2 separate regions of the Homo sapiens genome follow, and region 1 is linked to region 2. Evidence: chromatin contacts called from ENCODE Hi-C or POLR2A ChIA-PET data. All regions are on one chromosome and are shown on one strand. Each heading gives the region's core, a stretch centred on a gene start or an enhancer-like site at or near the end of the contact. The rest is flanking DNA. Distances are from core to core; before and after follow the strand shown. Region 1 overlaps LOC124901499 (a long non-coding RNA gene). Region 2 has its middle 290 kb from the start of QKI.

The links. Hi-C counts contacts between places; a loop is a spot of excess contacts on that map. ChIA-PET counts read pairs that join two places held with the same protein, here RNA polymerase II (POLR2A). Pooled maps may share reads with other maps.
Region 1: a loop to region 2 is called in a map of B cell, with 6 times the contacts of the local background. The contact joins two enhancer-like sites. A Hi-C loop is called at or near these places in 11 of 168 maps with a recorded cell type or tissue (B cell, CD14-positive monocyte, GM12878 and 4 more), 33 of 37 single-sample maps with no recorded cell type and 15 of 50 pooled maps. POLR2A ChIA-PET finds 5 or more read pairs at or near these places in 3 of 52 experiments (OCI-LY7, T-cell and activated B cell).

What each region holds. Positions count from the first base shown.
Region 1 is chr6:163,754,921-163,757,620 of GRCh38, forward strand. All of the region lies in intron 1 of LOC124901499 (a long non-coding RNA gene), which reads left to right. Among named protein-coding and RNA genes, the nearest start is that of QKI, 340 kb to the left of the region's middle. Within about 2 kb of position 1,336, at least 4 of the 41 ENCODE cell types and tissues checked have a DNase peak (open chromatin) inside an H3K27ac peak, as active enhancers do; they include OCI-LY7, where a contact is called at or near this core.
Region 2 is chr6:163,707,323-163,710,022 of GRCh38, forward strand. No RefSeq gene overlaps it. Among named protein-coding and RNA genes, the nearest start is that of QKI, 290 kb to the left of the region's middle. RefSeq lists an enhancer at 1,012-1,131. Within about 2 kb of position 1,409, at least 7 of the 41 ENCODE cell types and tissues checked have a DNase peak (open chromatin) inside an H3K27ac peak, as active enhancers do; they include OCI-LY7, where a contact is called at or near this core.

The DNA.
Region 1 (2,700 bases), core at 86-2,585, 48 kb after region 2:
TAACAAATGAAGGCTTTGTCACTTGGTTTTCTGTCTTCTCTCCACCCTGGTTCTGCCGTCTTCCTGGGTGCCTTCAGCATGCGCTTGATGGCCTGTCCTCTTGGTGCCCCACATGTGGCCACTCCCCCACTTTGTCATGTGTCCCCCACCCCGCCCCACCAACTTGATGCAGTGTCATTGCCAAGATTCTTAATATGCATGTTCCTCTCTCTTGCTACACGTTTTTTTTTAACCATTCCAGCTGCCTGATCAGCTACTTCCACTAAAACCATCTCTGGCCCTCGGAACCCCCTGTTCATTCATTCTTTAACCTTTTCCTCATCCATTGGTCTCTCCTTATTTCTCTCCATATGTACCTTAGATTCCTTGGTTCCTCAACATTAGGTCTTACCAAATCATCTCCCCGTCCCTCGGCAAATTTGTCAAAACCCCAACTCTGGACGAACTCAACAATACATTTTCTCTGTACCTGTACCCAGGTATCCCAGGAGGTCAGAGAAAACCACACAATAGGGCAGATAAGAATCCTGATAAACTCATAAGATACCAGCCTTGAATGGGGGCTCCATCCTGCCGAGCAATCCTACCGTATTTCCCTGGCCAGGATGTTCTCCTGTGCTCTTAATGACTATTTTGAACTTTCTTTACTATTTTGGAAATTCTAAAGCCTCATCAATACCTGTCTTTTCAGAAGAGAACCCTGATTCTTTTCTAAGAAAATTAAAGCATTTAGACTAGAACCCTTCAACGTTCTGCTCCCAAATCAATATACCTGACTGAATACCTCATTCCTTCCTCCCAGCCTCATTCCCTCTCTTTGCACTTAGAGGAGGTGTTTGTGTTCTTGGCCAAGCCTCATCTTTCTATCTGTGTTCTGGATTGCATCTCCTCCCACTTCTGAGAGATGTCTCAATATTGATTATTCTTTCCTGCTCTAAATTTCCCCCCTCCCAGTTCATTCCTATCATCATTTCTATATGCTTGAGCTTCTACCGTATTTATAGAAGAAATGAATTTCTCTTAATCTCACATTTGTCTTTCAGTTACCACCTGATCTCTTTTTTCTTCTACACCAAATTCCTTGAAAGAAGTGTATACAATAATTAGCCGAGTATTTCTTTTTAGCTACTAAAACATGTGATTTATTCTACCCACATATAAGGGTTACATTTTCATAGCTGAGTTTTAAAAAATTGTGGTGAAATACACATAACAAAAAATTTTACCATCATAACTATTTTTGAGTAAACAGTTCAGCCGTATTAAGTGTATTCACATTACTGTGCAACTGATCTCCGGAATTCTTTTCATCTTGCAGAACTGAAACTCTATACCCATGAAGCAACAAGTTTCCCTTCCCCATTTCTCCAGCCGCTGGCAGCCACCATTCTGCTTTCTCTCTCTGATTTGACTGCTCTGGATACTTCATGTAAATGGACTCTTACAGTATTTGTCTTTTTGTGATTGGCTTATTTCACTTAGCTTAATGTCCTCAAGGCTCATCCGTGTTGTGGCATGTGTCAAAGTTTTCTTTTTTGGAGCTAATATTCCATAGTAGTGTACACACACACACACACACACACACACACACACACACACGTATATTTCTTTTCTTTTCTTTTTTTTTCTTTTTTTTTGAGATGGAGTCTCACTCTGTCGCCCAGGCTGGAGTGAAGTGCCAAGGCTCACTGCAAGCTCCACCTCCCAGGTTCACACCATTCTCCTGCCTCAGCCTCCTGAGTAGCTGGGACTACAGGCGCTCACCACCACGCCCGGCTAATTTTTTGTATTTTTAGTAGAGATGGGGTTTCACCGTCTTAGCCAGGATGGTCTTGATCTCCTAACTTTGTGATCCTTCCGCCTCAGCCTCCTAAAGTGCTGGGATTACAGCATGAACCACCGTGCCCGGCTGTATATACACTACATTTCTACATTTTGTGTATCCATTCGCTCATCAGTGATGGACACTTGGGTTGCTTCTGTCTTTTTGCTATTGTAAATAGTGCTGCTGTGAACATGGATGTACACATATCTCTTCAGGGCCCTGCTTTTAATTCATTTGGGTACACACCCAGAAGTGGGATTACTGGATTATGTGGTAATTCTATTTTTAATGTTTTAGGAAGTTCCGTACTGTTTTCATAGTAGCTATACAATTTTACATTCCCACAAACAGCACTTAAAGATTCTAATTTCTCTACATCCTTGCTAACAGTTATTATTTTGTATTTCTCTCTTTTTCCAGTAGTGGCCATTCTAATGGGATAAAGTGGTATCTCACTGTGGTTTTGATTTGCAGTTCCCTAATGATTAGTGGTATTGAGCATCTTTTCATGTGCTTGTTAGCTATTTGTATATCTTCTTTGCAGAAATATCTATTCTTTGTTCATTTTTTAATAGGGTCTTTTGTTCTATTTTGTTGAGCGTAACTAGCCCAATTTTTTCATTTCCTCTTCACTCCTCAATGCATTCAACTTTGTATCCTGCTAATATCATATTAACAAAATAGTAGGTATCTCCACATCATCATGTGTGATGGGCATTTTCAGCCTTCATTTCATACTCTCAGCATTTGACCTGGCTGATCTCTCCTTTCCTTCTCCACACTGGCTTCATTGATGGCAGCTGACTTCCCCTCATGGCCCTGCCTTCTTTTCAGGCTGCTCTTCCTGCTTGTCCTCTTCAGCAGACTTCTCCATC
Region 2 (2,700 bases), core at 159-2,658:
TTAGCCACATCCTGTACTTTATTTGCTCCTCTCTCCCATAACTCTAGAATTAGGGTACATTAGAAGCTATCCGTAAACTCCAGTGAGGACATGTGATAAATTTAAGCTGGAGCATTTAAAACGAGCTGGGAGAGTAGAGAGAGAAGTAAAAGCAGCCATTTGTGATGTGGGTGGCAGTTTTTAGAAAGTGTCTGTGGAGGGCTAGTGGCTTGGCATGAGGAAAGAGAGGCGTTCCTCAGTGTTGTCCACAGAACAGACACTCCTGTGACAGATGTGATCTTCAGGCAAAGTGGTGCTCGTGCACAGGCTTACGTTAGCACACCTGCTGGTGCAGAATGGTAGGAGAAATATTTCCCCAAAGGACAGAATGCGGATGGCTGGACAGAAACCACTGGGGGAAGGTTCCTGGGAGGAATTCCAGAATGTTTTCTCTGGCAAATAGGACAGAGGAGGCAGAAAAGCAAACCGGATCTCACTCCAAGTCTTTATGGACACAGATGGAAAGGAGAGCAGGAAGAAATCACAGGTCACACGGTGGGAGACACGGTGTAGCTGAGGGTAACCTAGTCGTGTTTAGGTGTGACAAATGACTTGCACTGTTTGCCAGACAACAGTGCCCCCCCATCCCCCACGGGGGTGTAATTCCACTAGTGACACTGATTCAGTTTCCAAAAGAAGCAAAACTCTTCTGCTATAAGATTCTTGATTTGTAAGAGTTTCCCCAGCTCAGTGCTTCCCCTTAGCTTTTTCCTTTTTCATCTCTAAGAGGTTATCACTTCTCAAAAACAAGAGTGCTTTGCCACTTCTCTAGTAGCAAGGTATGAAAACATGCTCTAAAATACTTACTTCCTCCAGCTGCACTGCTGCAGGCGGCCGCCTGAGGGATGGAGATGTTCTGGGCTCAGGGTGGACGGGCCTCTAGACAGAGCTATGGACCCTTCTCCAAAGCTGTGCACGAGGGACGTAGATTGGCATAAGATGCTACACAGAAAACCTGTCGTCTAGATTATTCACGTGGTGGAAAACCTCCATTGGGGCATATTACCATAGAAGGGAAAAGGGTCTGTTCTCTCCACCACAAGCAATGGAGAATGTCCCATATCAAAGATAAGTTTGCAGCCAAGGTGGCCTTCATTGGTAACAGGTTCCATAATTGGCAATGATAGGTATTTTCCTTGCCTCGAAACACAGTCAAGAGGGGAGAGTGTGAGAAGCCAGGGACTTAGGACAGGAGGTGAGGTGATGAGTCATTTTGGTTTCTCAGAGCTGACCTCTGTTGTATTTTTATTTGGGGGTTCAGTCTCTGGCTTGAGGGCTCTTCAGAAAGGAGAGCTTACTTTTGTCACGGAAGGAGGGATGGAGACCTCACCCTTTTGCATGGCCAGCTGGAGCCCCAGGTGTCGCGTGTCCAGCTCGTGGGTGGCATGATGTCATGTTTGTTGACCACGTTGGACCTCATTCTGTCCCGAGAACTTAACTGGGCTAGGAGTTGTGAAACCAGATTTCTTGTTATTTGCTTAGACTTGCTTTTTTTTTTTTTTCCCCATATCCACAAAATGAGAATCCTGGGCTTTTAGTATAATAAGGATTGAAAAATGATTATAAAATACAAGGCAAAAAGATCCATGCTATTTAAATGTTTACTATTATTTTGAGATTCATTTTATGTGCCATACTGCTTTACAAATAGTCTGTAATATTTTAATACAGCACTTTATCTTCGTAATCAAATCTTGAGAAGGCCCCCTATAGCTAATCTTTCTCAAAATCGGCTTAATTTATTAGTGGATAACTATACTTAGGCCTCTTTCTAGAACCTTATGAAGTTTGACATGCACTATTTTTAGACATTACGGGTTCTCTTACTGAGACGCTCCAAAGGGAACAGTGGGGGCAGATGTCCTCCAGGAACCTTGGCAATAAATCCCCCTGGGTGCATGACCTGGGGTCACCAAAACTGCCTGCTACCCAGCAGCAGCAGAAGGGAGACCCAGGTTGGCAGCTGGAGTGACTGACAGTGATTTCCTTTCTGTTCAGTGATGAGCCCACCATGAAGAAAGGGCACGAATCTGCTTCCTCTCTCCCTGTCCTGGGAACGGTGCCTGCCCGTGATGGTATCCTCAGGCCCCCCTCTCTGCGCCAGCAAGATGTCCCAGGGGACGTCTGTGCATTCAGCCAGGTGACCACTAGAATAAAATGTTCTCTAGGACCACCTAAGAGGTAACCCTATATTGGAGATACTGAGGAGAGAGGCCGGGGTGGCTGATAGGGTGGGGAGGCACCATCTGTCTGAGTGCACCCTCCCCTGAGACCCTCAGGGTGTCCTGGGGAGACCAGCAGGTTGGAAGTCCTACGCTTTGAAATTTTTAATTAAACAGGAACCTTTGAAGGAAGCTTTTGATTGTTAGTAACATCCTGACTTGCTCCCCCCATGTGACAGGCTCCCCTTTGTGTGTGGCCCCTCCTGAGTCCACATCCTTCATAAGGAGCGGCTTTACCTCCCTTCCTGTAGGAGAGGAAGCCAGGGCTGTGGCCCAGGGAGGGAGGGGAGGCAGCCACTTCTCTCTTCAGTGCAGTTCATTCCAGTTTGGCTCTGACTGTGGCCAAGCAGGGAAGGGGTGCAGGATGGAAGGCAGCAGCGTGTACTTAGGCAGCTCAGTCAATGGAGCCCCCACGTCTCATCCCCTGCCAACCCTGGGC